Regions from separate parts of the Homo sapiens genome. Here region 2 is linked to region 1. The links are chromatin contacts, found by Hi-C in ENCODE. All regions are on one chromosome and are shown on one strand. The core of a region is the stretch at or near the end of the contact, and the rest is flanking DNA. Distances in the headings are between cores, read along the strand shown.

What was found. A loop is a pair of places that touch in the nucleus more often than their neighbours do. Pooled maps may share reads with other maps.
Region 2: a loop to region 1 is called in a map of PC-3, with 4 times the contacts of the local background. The contact joins two enhancer-like sites. A Hi-C loop is called at or near these places in 3 of 168 maps with a recorded cell type or tissue (Calu3, PC-3 and aorta) and 1 of 50 pooled maps.

The regions. Positions count from the first base shown.
Region 1 is chr7:81,498,643-81,505,149 of GRCh38, forward strand. No RefSeq gene overlaps it. Among named protein-coding and RNA genes, the nearest start is that of HGF, 270 kb to the right of the region's middle. Within about 2 kb of position 1,374, at least 9 of the 41 ENCODE cell types and tissues checked have a DNase peak (open chromatin) inside an H3K27ac peak, as active enhancers do; they include PC-3, where a contact is called at or near this core.
Region 2 is chr7:81,634,208-81,639,993 of GRCh38, forward strand. All of the region lies in intron 1 of LOC100128317 (a long non-coding RNA gene), which reads right to left. Among named protein-coding and RNA genes, the nearest start is that of HGF, 130 kb to the right of the region's middle. Within about 2 kb of position 4,089, at least 3 of the 41 ENCODE cell types and tissues checked have a DNase peak (open chromatin) inside an H3K27ac peak, as active enhancers do; they include PC-3, where a contact is called at or near this core.

The sequences.
Region 1 (6,507 bases), core at 124-2,623:
TTTTTTCAGACGAATGGTTTTAGCTTGAATCATTTGATTGATCACTTAGCAAAAGAACATTAGCTTTAGAACCAGAAGATCTTGGTTAAAATCATTTATCTAAATCAAAAACACTGATGCTGTTACCTATCTCTCACCATTGTTGTGATTATCAGCACGGATAACATCAGTAAAGCACTTCTTAAAGTAATAGCTGCTCAATGACATTTTCTCCAATCTCTTCTTTCTACTTTCATCCTGCTCTTTTTAAGGCATCGTTGATGGACTTTATGAGCCATGAACAAATTCAAATAGAAACAGCAATTAAAATCTTACTCTTTGAAGAGGCACCATGCAATAGTATAGAGGCACATCACAAAAAGAGCTCCTGTTAATAATGCAGGAATCCAGTTATCAGGGATCCAATAATATGAAATCTTTATTAATACAGAAGTAGTAATCTGAGAAATATAATAAATATGAAGTATTAATAGCAGTACAATGGACAAAACTATAAAGACGTATATGCTGTGTAGAATATCTTGCATATTTCACTCTATTTCTTCTCTTTGAATAATTAAAAACAAATACAGCAAATTACAAGACAAAATAACTAACATCTCTTAATGTCACAAAAAACAAACATCATTGTTTTTTAGAAACAAATGTCTGTTTATAATATTTCTTCTGGCCAGAATTCTTTCTCCTGTCTTGCCTTGTTGGTGAACATTTGTTCATTATAATGGTTATCCTCTACCATTGCTCTTGCAAGAAGCCTGACTTTGGGGTAGAAATTACCATACCCACGCCCTCTTTTCTTATATTTCTACTGTAACATCTAGAATACCTTGCCACATTTACTTCTTTTGTGATTCTTCCTACTAGGAAATAAACTCCTATTAAACAGAACCATTCCTTGCTCATCTTTGTGGATTCTCTGTAGTTCTTGGCACAGAAGACAATAATTAGTGTTGGCTCAACGACAGATAGAATGAATCAGCAAGTTTTTAATAGGGCAAAGCATTATTTCAAAAATGGGTCAGACCATTGTAGCCCTTTCCTGCTTCCTATCATAAAAGCACAAAAAGTTTTTTACCCAAGTAATTTTCCATTACTATCTAATGTGTGACCATTTAAGAAGCTAGCAATACAAAGTTCAACACAGATTTTAATGTAAAGTCCATGACCAAGCAACATTACCTTCCCAGCAGATGGCAGCATAAGATAGGATAAGTTTTGTGAACACTCAAGTACTAGGTGTCTTTTCTTTCCTTCCTTCTTTCTGTCTTTCTTTTTTTGTGTGTGTGTGAGGATGAAGTCTTGTTCTGTCACCCAGGCTGGAGTGTAGTGGCAGGATCTCAGCTCACTGCAACTTTCGCCTCTTGGGTTCAAGCGGTTCTCCTGCCTCAGCCTCCTGAGTAGCTGGGATTACAGGCATGCACCACCACACCCTGCTAATTTTTTATATTTTTGGTGGAGATGGGGTTTCACCATGTCGGCCAGGCTGGTATAGAACTCCAGACCTCAAGTGATCCACCTGCCTCGGCCTCCCAAAGTGCTGGGATTACAGGTGTGAGCCACTGCACCCGGCCAGGTGCCTTTTTTTTTTTTTTTTCAGCTGGAGTCTTGCTCTGTCACCCAAGCTGGAGTGCAGTGGTGCGATCTCGGCTCACTGCACACTCCACCTCCCAGGTTCAAGCAATTCTTCTGCCTCAGCCTCCTGAGTAGCTGGGATTACAGGCATACGCTACCATGCCTGGCTAATTTTTGTATTTTTAGCAGAGATGGGGTTTCACCATGCTGGCCAGGCTGATCTCCAACTCCCGACCTCAGGTGATCTGCCCGCCTCAGCCTCCCAAAAGTGTGTCATTTCTTATGCCAACATAATTCATGAGGCTGATTTCACAGAAATAATAAAAGTAGAAAACAGACCTCTGCAAAGAAGGATCAGTCAACAATGGTAGTAACAGAAAAAACACTACTTATACAATTGAGTGAGAGGACTCCTGATTACTTTGTCGAATTTTGATAGTTGCAGAGATCAGCTACTATAGGACTGAACATTCTGTTTTATACAACAACAAGGGCATGTCTGGACAAAGAAAGATCGAGAAAGGCTCCAGTAGTGTCAGGTGAAGTATTGTGGCCTTGTTTTCTTAAATAAATACTACGCTGTATTTCCAGATCATAGACTAAAAGAATGACAGACAACTTGATCACCACACTTAATCACCTAGCTCTATTTACAGCTCGTTAAGAAATAATACCTGCACTAAGCACAGGTATGGGGAAGAATGTCACGACTAATATAAGTAAAGATACCACAGCCCACACCTGTTTAACTTGCTTTCTCATTCGTTCTTCCGTCCTTCCTTATGTCCCTCCCGACTTCCTTCCTTTTTTTCCTTCTTCCCTTCCTTTCTCTTTCTTTTAATAAATATTCGTTGAGCAGTTACTACATTTCAAGAATTGCCATATGAAGGAAATAAAGAGCCTGACAAAGGTGTTTGTGAGAAAACGTTTGAAAACATACTCTTAGAACATGTTTCTTTCTTCATTGGGCACATTTGGTGACAGCACGGCAGATTAAAACCAAAAAGAGTAGGGGTAGCATTTATTTAAAAGCAACTATTTGTCATGATTGGTGCTGAGCCTTTTAGCTATATTTTTTAGCTATATTATTAACACAGCCTTTTAGCTATATTACGTGCCCATTCTAAAAGAGATGTTTTCAATACCACCAATTTATGAAGGAGGAGCTGAAGCTCTGTATGTTAACAAAAGTTCCATAGCCACTAAGTGGCAGAATTGGTATTCAGATAAAAATTCATGTATCTCCACTAAGTGGCAGAATTGGTATCCAGATAAAAATTCATGTATCTCCAAGACCACGTTCTTTTCAGTGGACTAGGCAACATCCCCCAAAATGAGGATATATGAGAGTTTTGAGAAAACAATCCAATTCCTCTATCAAGGTGTGTAGGCATCATTTTGTAAATCACCATTATATTCATATAAAAGTAACTACAAATTTTCATCCATGAGAATTTAACTGTGTAGAGCAAGTTCGAGGCATTTGAAAATTGCTTAAAGGTTAGTTGAAGGAATCATCCTAACTTCCTGCACTTCACTTGCCTGACAAAAAAGGGTAGATTTCCTGATTTCTGTTTTCTCTGTCTTTTATTTACCTCTCTCTCATATACACACAACTAAAGCTTTTATCTTAATTAATTCACATTTTTTTCATATTTCAAAATCTAAGATAAGTAGGAATATTACATTTTTCACTAGTAATGTAAAAGCAAAATCTTTGTATAGGGATTAAATAGAATATTAATGGTTTATATTTATATAACATTTATTACAAGAGCTTTCATATCTCTTGTTTCATTTAATCCTCACAAAATTCTTTGTACAATACATATAGCTATTCTAATCTAATAGCTTTAGTAATCCATGTACACAGAGTAAATCCATTTACACAGAGTAAATACTGAAGTGTACATTATGTGCAAGCTGGACCCTTTCAGCATATCCTTTTTCAATTGGTGAGTCAAAACATTTTTAAAGAACCAAATTTGAGGATTAGCATTTGATCCTCTCAGCACTTCCATAGCTTATTCCATTATGCCTTTATGTTTTCATCGTTTGTAAACTCTTTGGAGGCCCCAGTAGGTAGTAACCACGAGGGTAAAGGCAAATGCCTGGCCTTATCTCTGGCAATTGCCTGCTGCCTGAACCTGCTACCTCCAGTCTTCTCTTCTGCATTCTATCTTTCACTCGTCTGGTTTAGTTTCAATTATTCATTTACACTTCCTAGGAATCTAACATGGCTTTGTATTGACTACAAAACAAAGTCTAAAACCCATACCATTGACTCTAGGCCTTCGTCAATCTACCAAGTATCTCCCTTTTTGGCCTTGCCTCTGGCCAGTGCTCCTCACATGCTCCAGACATGCTTGGTTTCTTTCCCTTCAAGAAAAGACTATGCACTCCTATATCCATGCTCCTCAATTTCTACCATGTTGAAATGTCTTTGCTTCTCATTCTATCCATCAAAGACCTACATAAAATACAAATATCTCTTCTGGGAGTTTCTCAATATTCTTCAAGTCAGAATTTGCCATGTTATCTGTCCTACATTTATTTACACTTCCTTTACAGCACTTGTCCAAATGACTTGTAATTTGATTAATTGGAAATCAATCTCTATACTTATTATGGCTTCTAAGTCTTTGCATAATATGATCCCTGTCAATCTCTTCACCTCGTTTTATTATCTTTTTTCCAACTCACTTGCCTTACAAGTGAGGAGACTCTTCAAGCCTTGACCATTTCTCTGTCTCTTTGCCGGTCTTTCTGGTTCTACCACTCACTAAGTCTGTGACCTTGATAAAGTTATTTAAACTTCTGGTGTCTTCATTTTCCCCTTTGTAACATGGACAAAAACGGCTGACACTAAATATGATTTAATCAAATGATTTTTTAATGTGGAAATTTTACATATAAATAGATTTATAAAGATCATTTCCATGACTAGGAAGTTTTTTGTCAGATATTAATTAAATTAAAATACTAAAATTTGATACGATTATTGCATCGTAAAATTTCTGAAAGTTATTTTAGATTACGTATATAGAATTATGCAAAGTGTACCTTTTTATATTTACTTTTAAAATGTAACTTAAAACTTTTTTTCCCACAGCTTACAGTTTTGCCTAAGCAGAAAATATGAAGATACTTATACTTGGACAATTGAGCCGTTACTCCTCCCTGTCAGGAACATGAGGAGTGATGAAATAAATGGCTAAGGATTGACAGGACGCTGGTTTTTGTATGTCATCAGACATTTATCTCACCATTAGGTAAATCACGAGTGAAAACAAAAGAATTTCCCATCTGTCATGTGGTCATGCACTAAGCTTCTTACAGCTGTGCACAGTTAATTTGGTTTGATTCATAACCTTAATTACTTAACTTGTTATATTTTACAGAAAAGACAATAATAATAATCTTCCCTGTCATGAAATCTTTCGTCAGTGGGCATTATAGTCTCAGCAGATGTGCAAGGCTATGACCTAGAAGAGTAAAATTTATACTATTTCTACTGGCTTCCAAATTATTTCATTTAATTCTCACTGGAAGAAGATTATTTAAAGGGTTGCAATTAAGAAATTTTCTTTCAAGTATGTCTAATGGATACTTCTCATGATCTGTTTCAAATAGTGGTAAAAATTCTAATTTAAGAAGAAATGCTGGTCTTGCCCATTTGCTAAGAAAATTACTATAAAATTTAATAAATATTAAAACATACTTTTTAAAATATCAGTATAAATAATAAATAAATATAAAATAAATAAAATAATAAAATAAAATATAACATTTTTTTCCTTAAGGAGAACTGTGAATGAGAACTGGAGGTTTGGTAGCTATATCAGCAATCACTTACACTTGATGTTTTCAAACAGTCTTTCTGTGTTTATAATCAATTAATAAACATTTATAAAATAAAATAACAATTAATAAACATTAATATAATGCCACTAGCTATTAATCACATTCTATATTCTGGTCACGGCACCAGGAGAGGCTTCTAAAATAGCTTTTAATAATTTCTATTGAAAATTGGAAACTGAGGTTCAATGGTGGTGAATAACTCAACCCAGTTTTACAGGATCATCTAGTGAAAGCTGGAATTCAAACCAAGACCTGTCTTATTCCTAAGGCCACACTCTTTCTGTTGCACTACTTGGACCTTAAGATTGCTTACTATAAATGTAAAAACTGTTTTGATGCAATCTATGTGAAATTGTTGTTTGCATTTCTTTAATTTCAAAATTTCATTTGAAAACTTTACTTCCCTTTGATTAGAAGGCCTGGTCATATTATAAATGATTGAATATGATTAAAATTTAAAAATTAATATTGTCAAAATTGTTTTCTGAGCCTTGTTACTATAAAAAAGTTAACTGCTTTTTTCTTTTACTATAATATTACTCCTTGAGCTTCTTATTCATTCTTAATCCTATGTACTAATTCAATTAATATATGTCATGCAAATTAGAATAAATGCATGAAAAGAAAAAAAGGAAAAAATATTTACAAATATAAAGACAGAAATTTTAAGCCATTAATTGCACAACTAGTATTTTTCTCGAATGAAAGGTCATTATTTAGGAGATCAAAACAAAATGATCCAAACCTAAAAATTGTTTAAATCTCTTTAATCAGTGACTTGTCTCACTTTGACTATCCACATCATTACACTGGAATGACATGGGGCTTCCTTTATATTGTGTAAAATATTAAGTACACTATTAGTTTCTAGCTTATAGGTAATCTTTAAAAAATAAGTCAATTCTGCTAATAAAAACTAGTGTAAGTAGTGTTCTCTTTTTAATAAGGTAAGACATTATTTTCCTTAAAAATAAACTCTAGCTCTTACGTTGAATGGCCTAGGAAGACTTCATTGAGTATCTTTAGGCAGCAGTCATCAAGTGGAATCAGAAAAGGAAATGTATATCAAAT
Region 2 (5,786 bases), core at 2,839-5,338, 140 kb after region 1:
CTTAGTAAACCGAGAGATGAGAATATATCCTACTAAATAAAGCTACAAAGGATGCAAAGTGTGGAAGTTACACCAAAAACTATTAAGCAAACATATAGAAGAGTTTTTAAAAGTCTAGCATACATGTAATTCAGTTTAGAGATGGAAAGAAAGTATAAAATTGAGAAAAAACAATATTTGAAGAGATGACAGCCAAGAATTTTCCAAAACTGACAAAAGATAACAAATTACAAATTCCAGAAGTACTACATATACCTAAGTAAGATAAATACGAAGAAAACCACATCTAGTGGCAAAATTTACATTAGCTTAAAACTAAACATAAAGAGAAACTTTTATGACAATCAGAAAAAATTACATATTAGCACCAAAGGAAAAAAGTCAAAAGCAAAAAAGTCAAATCAGTGACTTCTCAATAATAAAGGACCATCACAGGAAAAGGGAATTACTATATCTTCAAAATGCTGAAAAACATTTTTAAACTCAAAATCTATATCCATGAAGCTTATGCTAAAAAATTGGTCATAATTTTATAATTTTTATGTAGGCAATCTTTTTGCAGAAAACAAAAACCTCAACAATAAAATAGAAAAATATATAAAAGATGACCTTAACAAAAATTATGAATTTCTGTTAATCAAAAGCTATCATTAGATAAACAGACAAGCTATACAGATCAATAGAAAATGTTTGTAATACTCATACCTTAAAAAAGACTTTTATGAATACCCTAAAAATACTCCTAATAGTCAGTGATAGAAAAACAAGCAACACAACCAAAAATGGTTAAAAGACTTGAATAAACACTTCATAAAAAAATATTTTTGGTTGGCCAAAAGCTCATGAAAATGTGCTAACATTATAAGCATCAGGTCAATGCAAATTAAAATTACTACGAGATTTCATTTTACACACAATAAAAGGCTAAACAAACAAAAAGACTGATATTGCCAAATGTGGAGAGGATGTGGAGCAGCTAGAGTTGAAGTGTAAATGTTACACCACCTTTGGAAGACTGGCAGTTTCCTATATGTTAAATAGACACATGACTAAATAATTCATTTCTGGGTATTCACCCAATAAAAACATATGTTCACACAAAGACTTGTGCAAGACAGCCATAGCCATCTTATTTATAATATATATAAAATGGAAACAACTCAAATGTCAATTAATAGAAAATGGATAAATGGTGATATATTCATTTAATGGAATAATATTAAGTGATTAACAAGGAACAAACCATTTATGCAACACTGAGGATACATCTCAAAAACATTATATTGAGAGAGAGAAGGTAAATACAAAAGAATATATACTATGTGATTTCACTTATATGAAGTTCATAAAACAGGTGAAATTAGCCTAAATGGATAGAAATAAGAAAATTTCAGTATTCAGACCTGAAGGAGGATTAGATTATCCTAATCTAAATAAAGATTAGAAACTTTATTTCTTCTTCATCACCCCCCTTTTCCATTTTTAATCAAGTTAGAGATTTTAAAGTATTGCTAAAGTCAGCTGTCCTTTCACCATTCTGTTATCTAATAATAAAGTAGAGCAATAAACCAATTTTTTTTCAAATCCAGTTTCAGAGTGATTAGACAAACTGATCTCACACTAGGAAACAGCTTGAAGTGATGTAAAGTTGGGTATGTAAAGTAGTTTGAACTTAAAAAATTTTTTGTTACATAAATATATTTTAATGAATAAAAAATACAGATAAATGTATAGTCTTTAATCATTACAGAAATTGAATAGGCGGTTAATCCTCCCCTCACTCCCCAGCAAAGAAAACTGCAATTTATACATACTGACACAGAAGTGAAAGTAATGTTTTCCAACTTAGTTTAAGAATGTAGCTTTAATACCAAAACCTGACAAGGACAACACAAGTTCCAAGCCATTCCTCTCGTGAATATAACTTTTTAAAATTATAAGTGAAATATTAGCAATTCACTGATGGTATGTGGGGGCTGAGAGGAGGTATAAAACTACAACTAAGCTGGGTTTATCCCAGGAATATAAGGTTTGTTTAATATTTAAAGATCCTTCAATATAATTCACTGTATTAAAAGAACATAACAGAAAACTCATATTTTAGGTATTCAAAAAGAATCTGGTAATATCTTTTTCATGACATAAAAGTCTTTGTAAACTAGAAATATAAAGGAACTTCCTACAAATGATCTGTAGAAAATGTAAGATTAATGGTGAAATAGTGGAAACTTATTCTTTAAAGTTAGGAAGGAGACAATGCTATCTGATATCATTGCTTCTTATTTGAACATTACTAGATACTTTTCCTAGTCAGTTAAAAAAAAAAGAGAGGTGGTCAAGTGACCATTGTTTCTCTATAGTGTCAAAGCTTTTCTGCAGTATCACAGAAAAATATCCACAATTATCTGAAAATGACATTAAAACAAACTTTCCTTCCAACTACATAAGATTAAACTTCCTTAAAGTATTCAACCAAACAAATGTAGCAACAGATTGAATTAAGGAGCTGATGTAAATATTTCAAATTTCTTCTATTACTTCTATTAAAGAGATTTGCAAAAATGTTAACAATGCCATTCGGCTATTTTTGTTTTGGAAAATATTGTTATTTTCCATAAAATATTTATGAAATATTTATGATAACATATGATTTCATTATTATATTAAATAAACATTTTTAAATAGTTTCTATTTAATTTCTAATACCTTCAATATAAATGAATATAGATATTCATTTAGTAATAATTTGTTGCTTTATACACTTATGATGTGTATATATTTATATGTGTATATTTTATTTCAATATAGTGTGGTAAAATATAAAAATATTCAATGTGGAAATTATGATTTTATGTCACAGAAGAGGATATTCTAGCTTTTCCCATTAAAATATCTTACTTTTAGATTATACTAAAAATTTTTGATTACCATTTTCGAAAATGAATAGGGCCTTTACCTCTAAGACTAGAAACTGGATTTCTTCTTCATTATTCCTCTTTTCTATATTTAATCAGAGGTAGGGATTTAAAAGTATTGCTAAAGTTCTCATAATTTTTAATGAGGTAATTATTTGGCTACCCTTTAAGCATTCTGTTATCTTCATAAGAGAGTAATAAACCAATTTTTTAAAAATCCAATTTCAGAGTGGTTGGACAAATGGATCTCACTTGAGATGATTACCAGCAGGGGAGATATTATTTCAATACAATCAAAGACTACCAATGGAACACATGGAAATATACCCTGCAATTCTTTTAGGTCCTAGTCCTAAGATGTCAAGCAAAATGAGCCAAAGTCTTGAAGAAAAAGAAAAGATGGATTGTGCATGGAGAACACATATTTATTTCCTACCATAAACTAGGAACTGTCCATATGTATATTAATATTGTCAATAACATTATGAAATAGGTGGGGATTTTTCCTGCTGCTGTTAAACAGCAGAGAGTCTGTCACATAACTATTAATGATCCAGCCAGAGAGCAAATAAAAATCTGCCTATTGCTAAGGCTGGTGGCCTTCTAGTTTATCATAAATGCATCATGGTCACAAGAAGTGTTTTAAAGATGGCAAATCCCTAATCATGACACAGTTATTATTCTGCTGTCACTGGAATTATAAACTTAGAAAAGTAGTAACCAGGTTGACACGCCACCTGAAAAAAAATTCAATGTCAGTCAACACTGAGGATCCTTGGTGCCCTCAAAATGATCCATAGACTAAAATATATGAGAACTAGTATTCTAGAAGATATTTCCTTAGCCAAATTCTTGTCTTCTTTCATATAATCACATTTCAGTAAATTTATCCTTCAGATGATCTAATTCTCTCTGGATATATGTGACTTTTCACTTGGGTCTGCAGATTTGGACAAACTTATAAGGGTCATATAATATATTTCCTTTTTAGTTTGTAGCAACTTGGTCAGATTAAATATCTAGAGGTAGAAAATAAAACTAGAAAGGCTTTTTTTTTACTTTTTAAAAAATTTTTTATACTTCGAACATTTTCTCTCATGATTCAGTATTAACTTTCACTTAACAGCAATCTCAAAAGTATGCCTCTTAGTCAGTTCCCTAGGGAAAATGGTAAACCAATAAAAACAGAGACAGTATAATCATTTTTGGCACGAGAGCATAACTTATTTGAACAGATCAGGAAGCATCAATAAAATATAGTGACGCACAAGATAAATGGAAATGTGATATACTGTAGAGTTATAGACTAACAAGTGTCTCTTCTCCTAATATACATGTCAATCTAGCAAGGCGATGGTCTAAAGCTCTCTGATGTCTATCAGGTCACGGGGTCATCCTGGGAAAACATGGTGCAGATTATGTAGAAATCTGTAAATAGAACAGTGCAAATAAAGAGAGGGATTTATATCTTCATGTGTTTCAAGAGATAATGTTTCAATTGGAAAATTATAGTATTTGGGCCTTGTGGGGAATGTCACAGTTTCCGGATTTAAAAAATACCTTTGTTGAAACAGCCATTTATGAAATACCCAAATCCTTGATTTAAAAACAAAAAATAGAAAAACAGAAAGAAGAAAGGAGAGAAAACCCCAGATTTTGTACTGCATTTTTCAGAACATAAAGTAAGAGAAAAATTAACTACACCTTCTGAGATAATATCTGTGTGAAATGTTAAGCCTCAAACCAATTGATTTCTAGCAAAAGGATTAATAGTTGATATGTTAAATTTTCTCTCTATTTCAAATGCTTAAATGTGAAAACATTCATTAATCTTATCTTTGGCAAGTAGATGAATTAAATATATAGATTGATAAATAATGTTTGGCAGGCTCCAATTTTATTTGATTACCATATCATTACCCACAAGACAAATTATATGCTACCATTAAAATATCTGTAATCAAAAAACTTAATAAGTATAAAGTTTATTACATTTATCAGACTTTTTTAAGAAGAAAATCTAAGCCTGAAAACTTTTTAATTATGCATCTTTCCTGAGGCAATATATTATATATATGGTTTTTCAGTTCAAAATGTAAACCCACATCAAGGAACTCTTACTGACTTCACTTCTGAACCAGGCATTTCTCGGCACTAGGAAAGAAAGATAAACAGGATACCATGCCTGCCAGAAGAAAACTTACAGTGTCATAGGAAAATGAGGAAGCAAAAGTAATTTAAATTTACTATGGTAATTTAGGTGAGAGAGATTTGCACTGAAGAAATGTAGTTAATTAAGTTTTTAAATAATTAGAAAGCTCTTCCTTGCGGAAGTAATACAACAGCTGAGTCTAAATGTATTATACTGACTCATCGAATTAGAAATGAAGTCCCTTCCAGGGAAAGAAAACAGCATGAACAAAAGCAGAGAAGTGTGAAATAGCATAGTGCGTGCACTAATGTGTGTGTGTGTGTGTGTGAGAGAGAGAGAGAGAGAGAGAGAGAGAGAGAGAGAGACAGTCCAAGTATGAGGGAAGAGGAAGGGAATAACAGATGATGCAGCTGAAATAGCAGATCATGATGATCTTACGTGATTTTTGTTAATGGATGATACAATCAGACTTATGTTTTAGACTCACTCATTTGTGTGTATTGCAAAATTTTGAGAGGTACAAGCTGATGCATGAATCACATGGGACTCTGCAGTTACTCAGGGATAGGTAATAAGAATCCAAGATAAAGCAATATATATACAAATGGAACAAAATGGGACCTTTTTTTTTCATCATATGCAAGTGATGAAAAGTGTAAGACTTGATACTTAATTAGATGTAACTAGTAAGAGCGAGGGGTAGCCTGGTTAGCTCCCCA